3 separate regions of the Homo sapiens genome follow, and all the other regions are linked to region 3. Evidence: chromatin contacts called from ENCODE Hi-C or POLR2A ChIA-PET data. All regions are on one chromosome and are shown on one strand. The core of a region is the stretch at or near the end of the contact, and the rest is flanking DNA. Distances in the headings are between cores, read along the strand shown. Region 1 overlaps A1BG (alpha-1-B glycoprotein). Region 2 holds the start of ZNF548 (zinc finger protein 548). Region 3 holds the start of ZNF587 (zinc finger protein 587).

Region 1 (3,110 bases), core at 81-2,580, 500 kb before region 3:
TGGGTTCCTGGGCTCAGAATAACTGTAGTAAATTTGTAAATCCACACTAAGACACAAAATTAAACTAGGATGTGTATATCTATCTTACAAGAAAACGTTTCACAGTAAAAATTAACATTATGATTTTACCAAATTTCAACATTATAGTTTGTTAATCCAATCAAGCTTTCAAAATTCCTGATTAGCTTACAATTAATTGCAAATAACTTCATGTAGTTTGGCTAGCATTTCAAAATGGATAGGGAATATAACTTTTAAAATGCGAAAGTATATTATACATATTGCACTTTTCTGCTAGGCTGGGCTAGTATCTTCCATGGCAAGATACTCAAACTATTGAATAAAATACACATTTAAATCAAGCACTTACATGTACTTCATTAATTTCCCTGAAATTATCAACAGCATTACCAAAATCTTCCAGGATTTTGTAACATTTGATTCCTTACAGTTTTGTTTTGTTTGTTTGTTTTTGAGACGGAGTGTCACTCTGTCACCCGGGCTGGAGTGCAGTGGCGCAATCTTGGCTCACTGAAACCTCTGCCTCCCAGGTTCAAGCAATTTTCCTGCCTCCACCTCCCGAGTAGCTGGGATTACAGGCGCACGCTGCCACGCCCGGCTAATTTTTTGTATTTTAGTAGAGACGGGGTTTCACCGTGTTACCCAGGCTGGTCTGGAACTCCTGAGCTCAGGCAATCCGCCTGCCTCGGCCTCTCAAAGTGCTGAGATTACAGGTGTGAGCCACTGCGCCCGGCACCTTAAATACACTTTTAAAGTTAAACTTATGGAGGGAAAACCCTCATCTATTGACATAGATTGTATGTCCTTTTTTGGTCCCTCCATGAAGGAGCACCGTTTTCTCCATCATTTCTTCTTCCCTTCACCCGTCAGAGTGACCGAGGCTGGGGACCCCAGAAGCCCCAGAGCAGGCCCGAATCTGGGACTTCCACGGTCCTGGGGGAGGGGTGCGGGGACACTCACGTGTGGCGCGGATGTCCGGGGTGTGAAGGCAGCGGGCGCAGCTCGGCGGCGCCGGAGGAGCCCTCTGCGCCCAGGAACAAGACAGGGAAGATGAAGCCGGGGCTGAGGCGCAGGCGCGGGCGCGGCCTGGGGTGTGGCCTGGGGTGTGGCCTGGGGCGTGGCCTGGGGCGTGGCCTGGCCCGACCACCCGCCCGCTCCGCCCAGGACCCCCTCCCAGGCCTCAGCTCCGGGCGACGTGGAGTGGGGCGGTCCTGGCGGGCCGAGATGCCGTCCTGCGCTGCGAGGGACCCATCCCCGACGTCACCTTCGAGCTGCTGCGCGAGGGCGAGACGAAGGCCGTGAAGACGGTCCGCACCCCCGGGGCCGCGGCGAACCTCGAGCTGATCTTCGTGGGGCCCCAGCACGCCGGCAACTACAGGTGCCGCTACCGCTCCTGGGTGCCCCACACCTTCGAATCGGAGCTCAGCGACCCTGTGGAGCTCCTGGTGGCAGGTGACGTTTCCCTGGGTCCCGGGTGCTGGTTCCGTCTGCTGATGTTTGCCTGGGCTGTGCCCACCTCCAGGAGGGCCTCTCCCGGCTCCTCCCTTGGGCACCCCTGGTTAGCGCTGGGTCTCCCCAGGGCTCGTGGGGGAATTGCGGGCGAGGAACCGCCCAGCAAAGGCCCTGCAGCTGGAGGCGCAGATGGGGGTCTCGGCTGGCAGCCGACCACGCGCTTCCTTCCGGGGGGGCGTCAGGGAGGTCGGCCTTGATTTCCGCGAGGAGGAGGGCATAGGATTTCCCCTCCTCCACCATTTCTCTTTTCTCCCGTTGTCTAGAAAGCTGATGCAGCCGCGGGCCCAGGGTGCTGTTGGTGTCCTCAGAAGTGCCGGGGATTCTGGACTGGCTCCCTCCCCTCCTGTTGCAGCACAAGGCCGGGGTCTCTGGGGGGCTGGAGAAGCCTCCCTCATTCCTCCCAGGAATTAATAAATGTGAAGAGAGGCTCTGTTTAAAATGTCTTTGGACTCCCAGGGCTGAGTGGGCTGGGATCTCGTGTCCTCAAAGTGGATGGGTTCTGGGGTGGCTCCTGAGGTAGAGGAGTGGAGAACTGGCTCTTAAGAGCACAGTTTTCTTTTCTTTTTTCTTTTTTGAGACAGGGTCTCACACTGTCACCCAGGCTGGAGTGCAGTGTTGCAGTCCGGCTCACTGCAGTTTTGACCTCCCAGGCTCAAGCGATCCTCCTGCCTCAGCCTCCCAAGTAGCTGGGAGCCTGGGCATGCATCGCCACGTCTGGCTAATTATTATTTTTTGTAGACAGGGTCTCACTGTGTTGCCCAAGCTTGTCTTGAACTCCTGGCCTTAAGTGATCCTCCCACCTCAGCCTCCTGAGTAGCTGGGACTACAGGCATGAGCCACCATGCCTGGCCAACTCACATTTTTCTTTCTATTATTTATTTTTTGTAGAGATGAGTCTCACTATGTTGCCCAGGCTGGTCTTGAACTCTTGGGCTCAAGTGATCCTCCCGCCTCAGCCTCCCAAAGTGTTGGGATTACAGGTGTGAGCCACAGCACCTGGCCAACCAACACTTCTCAGGGCCTCTTTCATCTGTGCTCTTCCAGGATGCTGCCTCTTACTCCCTGGGCACCTCGGCCTGGTCCCAGCAGGTATGGGCAGTTGCTTGAGGCTCCAGACATACTCACCTCTACCTCGACCACATCAACCCCATCACCAAGAGGAGGTTCAGGGAAGCTGCATTTTGTGGTCTTGTCCTCCCAGTCCAGGGTGGTAGTGCTGGGCTGTTCCCAGCCTCCCACAGCAGAGCTGGACGCTGTGGAAATGGCTGGATTCCTCTGTGTTCTTTCCCATTATCCCTCAGCTCTGAGTCCTCTTGTGCCATCTGACATCTGATGCCTTCCCAACCACTGCCGAGTTTCTGCCTGGAGCAGGGCCTCAAGGCCCTGGCACACAGAAGATGCGTATCAGTATTATCAACCAATAGTTGATGAATTGTGTTTTTCAACGAATTTGCTAGTGATCTGGTTTACTGCCTTAGTAATATCTAGTTCCTAATATGCCTATGCCTTTTAATGTCTGCACAGTCTATGATGATGTCACTTCTCTCAAGCCTGATGTGTCCTCTCTCTCTTTCTTG
Region 2 (3,229 bases), core at 413-2,912, 460 kb after region 3:
AATAGAACTGCCATTAAATCCACCAATTCCACTACTGGGCATCTACCCAAAGGAAAATAAATCATTACATTAAAAAAAACATGTATTTTTATCACAGCACTATTCACAATAGCAAAGATAGGGAATTAACCAATTATCCATCAATGTATGACTGGGTAAAGAAAATGTGGCATATATATACACAAGGTAATACCACTAGGCCACAAAAAAAAAAAAAAGCATGAAACTATGTCTTTTACAGCAATGTGGATGGAACTGGAGGCCATTATTAAATGAAACAACTCAGAAACAGAAAGTCAAATACCAAATGTTCTCACTTACAAGTGGAAGCTGAATAATGTGTACACATGGACAAAGAGTGTGGAATGACAAACATTGGAGACTCCAAACAGGTAGAAGGATGAGACGAAGATGAGTGATGAAAAATTACTTAATGGATACAATGTACATTATTCAGGCGATGGATACATTAAAAGCCCAGACTTGACCACTATGCAAATATATCCATATAACAAAACTGCACTTGACTCCTTAAATTTATGCAAACAAACAAACAAAAAAAACCCGAGACCGACCTACTCAATCTGATCCTCAGACCATTCTCTGGCCCAGTCCAAGCCCTCCATCCGTCTGGTATCGCCAACCCAATCCCCTTCCTCAGACTCCACACCTTTATGTCCACCTGTCTGTGTGACATATCCATCTTGAGACATTTGAGAATCACCATGTCCAAAATCCAACCTGTGATCTTCTCCCGGAAATCTGCTCTTTATGCTGACTTCCCCAACTCCATTCTTCCAAACGTTCAAACAGAAAACAAAAAACAAAACAAACACTTGAAACGGTTCTTCACTGCCTTTGTTCAGACATAACTGAAGCACCAGGAAAACCTACGGGCCCTATCTTTCAGGCCTATGAAGAATCTCATCACATCTCCCTCTACTGTCACTGGTCCAGCCCCAACCATAATTCTCCTGGGTCTACTGCAGTGGCCTCAGGGCCTTTTCGCGTCTCCCTGTGTCCATTCCTAACCTGGTTTTCCTAACTTGAAACTTCGAACTCTGGACCTGCCCCCTCCAACTGTCCCTCCCTTGACAACCTTCCATGGTTACTGGCTGCTCAGGTTGCCATTCCAAGCGAGAATTCACAAAACCCTCTCTTTCCCGCAGAAACAACACACACCCCTGACGCCCCAACACAGCCCACTCGGCAGCGCCTCCATGCTCTGAACCTGAGGTCCCTAACGGGAGCTCTGAGGCTGCATCAAATCGGCTGATACGGGGACCCCACACAGGAACGCCCCTCTCTTCGGGACAAGGGGCCTGACCTGCAGGGCCCCTTCAGGGGGCTTCAGCACTGGGAGGACCGGTCGGGCGGGGGAGCCTGGGACGGGACACCCACCTCAGTCAGGTTCATCAGCAAGGCCTCCGCCAGCCCAGCCAGGGAAGAGCGGGGCGGGAGCGACAAAGGCAAGACAAGGACGCCACTGTCCCCAGCGCTTGTCAGTTGACTCACTCCCGCCTCTCCGTGGTGGGAACCGAGCCGCTTCTCGCGCTTTTCCGTTCCGTCACTTCGGTGACGTCAGACAGAGCCATAGGCCGAAGTTGGTGAAACACCACACAGAACCAAAACGACCACCACCAGGAGGACGGCGGAAGTCCCGCCCTCCGACGGTGCGCACGCACGCAAACGTCCCCTTCTAAGCCTTTATTGGGTAAGTCGTGCCGCCGAGAGCTGCAGTGTCTTCTGGGTTATGAAGTTTCGACACCGCTTCCGGACTTGTCTTAGAGCGTTGATCAGTCCTTATATGGCAGATAAAGGCCCAGTGGCACTGTCAGGGGAGCTGGGAAACGGAGTCCCCGACTCCAAAGACAGGAGGGGGCTTGGCTTGCTCTTAAAGGCAACATACGGTATTTTTTTGGATTGTAGTATAGGATATTTACAGAAATGTTAGCAACTTATTACTTAAGACTCTATTAAGCACAGCTAATTCCCAATAACTACAGGTCCAAAGAGACACCCCATACCATAAAGGCAGTCTGCCTCTACTCATGCCTGCCAGCCATATTATTGCTTTTCAAATACACATACAGTTACGCTTTGGCGTCTGTTTAGTAAGCTTCAATATGTTTGGTCCAGAAGAAGAAAGAAAGACTACGCAGTTAGGGCTATGGACTGGAATTTGTAGGAAGGATGACAGGAGACGCTGAAGTAGGTTGAAAGGGTGAAGCTATGCCTCTGGATCAAAGAGAATACATCTTACCTGACTGTAGAGTCAGCGATTGTGTTCCTACGAAGGGTGCAACGCTTTTATTCTAATAATACTTACTACTTCATATCTGAGATATTTTCCATTTATTTTAAGAATCACAATCCTATCTGAAAATGAGAGTGACGACCAAAATGAGTGATTGAGGCATAAGTCACAAATCATGGAGGATTACTGGACCAGCCTAAGGGCACATCCAGAAAAATGTAAGTCACAGAAGCATCTGTGGCTGGTTTTTCCAAAGAGGTTCTTAGGAGGTTTAGTATTTATTATACATTTTCCTTAAAAAGGAAGAGGGGTTGGCAGTGAGACAAATGATTACAGACATGTGAAACTTTAGTTAGTGCCCAGTAAATCTACATTTTACATAAGATAGAGTAAACACGTGAGGGGAAAAGGGAATAAAGAAGATGTCTCAGAGAAGGATGAAGGAATGAATAATCTCATCTTCTCTCTGTTCTGTACCTTGGAAGATAAGCTAGTAGTCTTCTGAAAAGGTTGATTTCTATTTAGCCCTTAGGGAAGAAAACCTAATGATTGTAGTGTGGTAGGGGATATAATGAGGTGTGTCTGATTTCCCGTTCCTCTATAGTGGTGAATTCAGCTTCCAAAGTTATTCTAGGGTTCTCATGGTCAAGAGGGCATCCATTCAGTCAGTTAGGGGGTGCTTAGAATTTTATTTTTATTTCTCAAGAGCAGCTGATACATGCCATTTCTGGACAACATTGTCTACCGTTTTCATAGTTGAAGCATATGCACATCTTATCCTCAAAAAAGGTGTGGAATTCCATGATGTTATCTTCTTCCTCAGAAGTGATTTAAAATTTCACCTGTGTTTACAACTGTATTTGCACAGGGAGTCGAAATGTGAAAAACACTTGTGAAATAAAAAAATTACCGAAATCTATTAGTAATTATGTAGGTTATTCCAAAAGAAAAAAAACCAGAAGCCCTAGAGAA
Region 3 (2,926 bases), core at 331-2,830:
CCAACCTTTCAGCCGTCTTTTTTCATTCCTGGGCATAGGCTGAATTAACTTTGGAAAAGAATTCAGTTCATGGTTTCACTCTGAAACAAAATTGATAATAGCCCTTTCCTGAAAAGACCCCTTTCTTGCCTGGGGACCAGCCTGTCTTTGCAGGACTAACAAATTAGCTACAAGAATAGAAATTACGGTTTAGGGGTCATGCAGCTTCTGGCTCCAAGAGTCTGAACCTCCCCAAGTTGCTCCTGAAGATAACCTTACTATTGTAAAACCTAATGTGAGTTTCTGGGGTGCTAGTTGAGTTGGTCTCCCCTGTGTGAGACACCCATGGGAAGCCATGGGCGGCCTCTGAGGAGAAAAGTCTCCTTATTGCCTTCATGTCTTTATGCCCCGAGAGCATAACTCTTCAGCAGCATTCCATGGGTTGCTCAGGGAGATCACACTCCCTTGAAGCAGTGGAGCATAATCAAACATCTTGGCTCCTCCTGAAACCCGCAGCCACCCGTTTCAGTTAAGTTAAAGATCTTAAGTAGTTTAGACACACGCCTTTGTTCAAGGAAATTCACAGAAACGGCCAGTGCTTTACATCTTATGGAATGACTCACGAGTTCTCCTTTACTGATTAATCCTTTTCCTGATCGCTTCCTCCCCCTCCAATCAGCCATAAGAACAAAGAGCTTGTAAACCAATAAACTGGGTGGAGCCCAAGAGCTCTGGGCCGCCAGGAAGCCTCCAATGCTCTGGCCACCTGGACCCGCCTTTTAAATGCGTATTCTGTCTCTTTCTAACTCCTTTGTCTCCGCAGGACTCGGGGTATCTGCTGGGTGGTGTGGGGCTGGTTTCCCCAATATCTAAGATCAGTGCTTGGGGCATTTTGCAGATCCTGCACTGGATGGATCAGCGGACAACACACAGACCGGTAATCTGGGTCAATCAGTTCTGCCATCCCACCCAGAACAGAAAACAGCATGAAAAACTCACTTTAACCCCCTATGAATCCATCTCCAACCAGACTGATCAGCACTCCCCACTTCCCAAGCCCCTACCCGCCAAATTTTGAAAACTCTGATCCCAGAATGCTCAGGGAGACTGATTTGAATAATAAAACTCCTGTCTCCCGAACAGCAGGACGGCTCTGCGTGAATTACTATTTCTCCATCGCAATTCCCCAGTCTTCATAAATCGGCTCTGTCTAGGCAGCTGGCAACGTGAACCCACTGGACGGTTACAAGGAGAGGCCTCCTGTGAGCGCCTCAGTGTTCCTACGCCGGGTACCGGCTACAGACCCACGAGCAGGAGCCGCTCCCTCGCTGGTTTAGGACCTGGGTGACGATGGGGTGACCTGAGGGCACAGAAGGCACCACAATTACCTGAGTTGGGCGCCTCGGCACAGCCGCTGCCATCGGACTACTTGGGGAAGCACGGCCCGGGAGCAGTGGTCGCCGTCACGGGGCTGCAGAGCCGCCTCTGGGCACCGAGGACGATTCCTCTCCACCTTCTAGGTTCAGTCACCGCGGTCCCACCCAGCACTCAGGGGCCACAAACTGGGGAAACACCCGCATCGCCGATACACAGCCGCTACTAGAGACCCCGGAAGTCTCGGCCTTACGTTACGTGCACACGTGGAAATGCCTTCTTTCCGAGTGCTCACTGGCTCTGACCGGCTGTCGTTTAAAGCAGAGCTTTCTGGGTAATGTAGTTCCCCACTTTCCATGACACAACATGGTTACCAGGTTCTGAAATGTTCATGGCTCAGATGCACCTCCAAGCCTTTGTACCTATTGGTTCCTCTACCTGTATTACTCTAGCTGGGGTGAAGCCTGTAATACACAGCATTTACCTGAGCTAGGTCCCTCAGTGTGGCTGCTGCCATCAACTGTGGGTGGAGCAGGCATCACCCCAGCCAGTGCCTATGAGCCTCAGACCTGCCACTTGGGAGCAGAGATGACTACTCCTCTTGTGCCTTCTCAGTCCCAACCCAGTACTCCCTGGCCTGACAAGCATGCCCAGAAATCCCTCATCCTGGGCCTTGCAACTAGCGCCTTCTGGGTAAAGTACTTCCCAGAGCTCTCAGCCAACAATGGTGGTATCCTCCAAGAGCAAACCGAATGCAGACCATGTTACATTCTGAGGGCTGCTGGAAAGCCCTGCTCACACCTCAAAGGAGGAAGATTATTGATTCTTTGTAAAAGCATCAAATAGGTATCACATCAGACTCTAGGAAGCTCATCCTGCACCCAGAGAATAAAAATACTATTTGAGATGCTCCCAAACTTTACTTATCTAAGTGGCCATATCATTGGCATCATTCAGACTTACAATGTGTGCACTCAGAGCTGAGAACATTAAGTATTGATTGCTCTTTAAATTCACGTAGACTGAATCATTACAGTCAGTTTTGCGAGTTTCATTGTTTTGTTGGGAACAAAAGAAAATTCTCCATAAGACATGATGACAGGATGGGTACAAAAAACAGTGAGCAAAAATGAATAAGACCTAATATTTGCTACCATAACAGGGTGGCTATAGTCAAAATAATTTAATTATATATTTAAAAATAACTAAAAGAGTATAACTGGACTGTTTATAATACAGAGGATAAATGTTGAGGTGACTGAGACCCCATTTACCCTATGTGATTATCACATATGGCATGGCTACATCAAAATATCTAATGTAATCTACAAATATATACACTACTATATACCCACAAAAAATAAAAATAAAGGCCAGACATGGTGGCTCACACCTGTAATCCCAGCACTTTGGGAGGCCAAGGCAGGTGGATCACCTGAGGTCGGGAGTTCGAGACCAGCCTGGCCAACATGGAGAAACCGTGTCTCTACTGAAAGTACAAAATTTTCCAGGCATGGTGCTGCATGCCTCCAATTCCAGCTACTCGGGAGGCTGAGGTAGGAGAATTACTTGA

Evidence for each region. A loop is a pair of places that touch in the nucleus more often than their neighbours do. ChIA-PET counts read pairs that join two places held with the same protein, here RNA polymerase II (POLR2A). Pooled maps may share reads with other maps.
Region 1: a loop to region 3 is called in a pooled map, with 4 times the contacts of the local background. The contact joins the enhancer-like site here to the promoter of ZNF587 in region 3. A Hi-C loop is called at or near these places in 1 of 50 pooled maps. POLR2A ChIA-PET finds 5 or more read pairs at or near these places in 2 of 52 experiments (GM10248 and activated CD4-positive, alpha-beta T cell).
Region 2: a loop to region 3 is called in a pooled map, with 9 times the contacts of the local background. The contact joins the promoter of ZNF548 here to the promoter of ZNF587 in region 3. A Hi-C loop is called at or near these places in 7 of 50 pooled maps.

The regions. Positions count from the first base shown.
Region 1 is chr19:58,345,716-58,348,825 of GRCh38, reverse strand. A1BG (alpha-1-B glycoprotein) reads left to right here. Exons shown (of 8, transcript NM_130786.4): 7 at 1,186-1,473; 8 at 1,797-3,110. The coding sequence ends at 1,804. Among named protein-coding and RNA genes, the nearest start is that of A1BG-AS1, 4.7 kb to the left of the region's middle. RefSeq lists enhancers at 735-814, 1,031-1,531, 1,585-1,864, 1,532-2,032 and a silencer at 1,005-1,334. Within about 2 kb of position 1,330, at least 27 of the 41 ENCODE cell types and tissues checked have a DNase peak (open chromatin) inside an H3K27ac peak, as active enhancers do.
Region 2 is chr19:57,388,287-57,391,515 of GRCh38, reverse strand. It overlaps ZNF548 (zinc finger protein 548), which reads right to left and starts at 1,662. Exons shown (of 4, transcript NM_001172773.2): 1 at 1,402-1,662. The coding sequence starts at 1,416. RefSeq lists enhancers at 1,405-1,884, 2,025-2,104.
Region 3 is chr19:57,848,513-57,851,438 of GRCh38, reverse strand. ZNF587 (zinc finger protein 587) reads right to left here and starts at 1,580. Exons shown (of 3, transcript NM_032828.4): 1 at 1,368-1,580. The coding sequence starts at 1,400. It overlaps LOC124904782 (a long non-coding RNA gene), which reads left to right. Exons shown (of 2, transcript XR_007067358.1): 2 at 878-1,124. RefSeq lists enhancers at 1-1,138, 1,193-1,282, 1,333-1,572, 1,743-1,802, 1,873-1,982.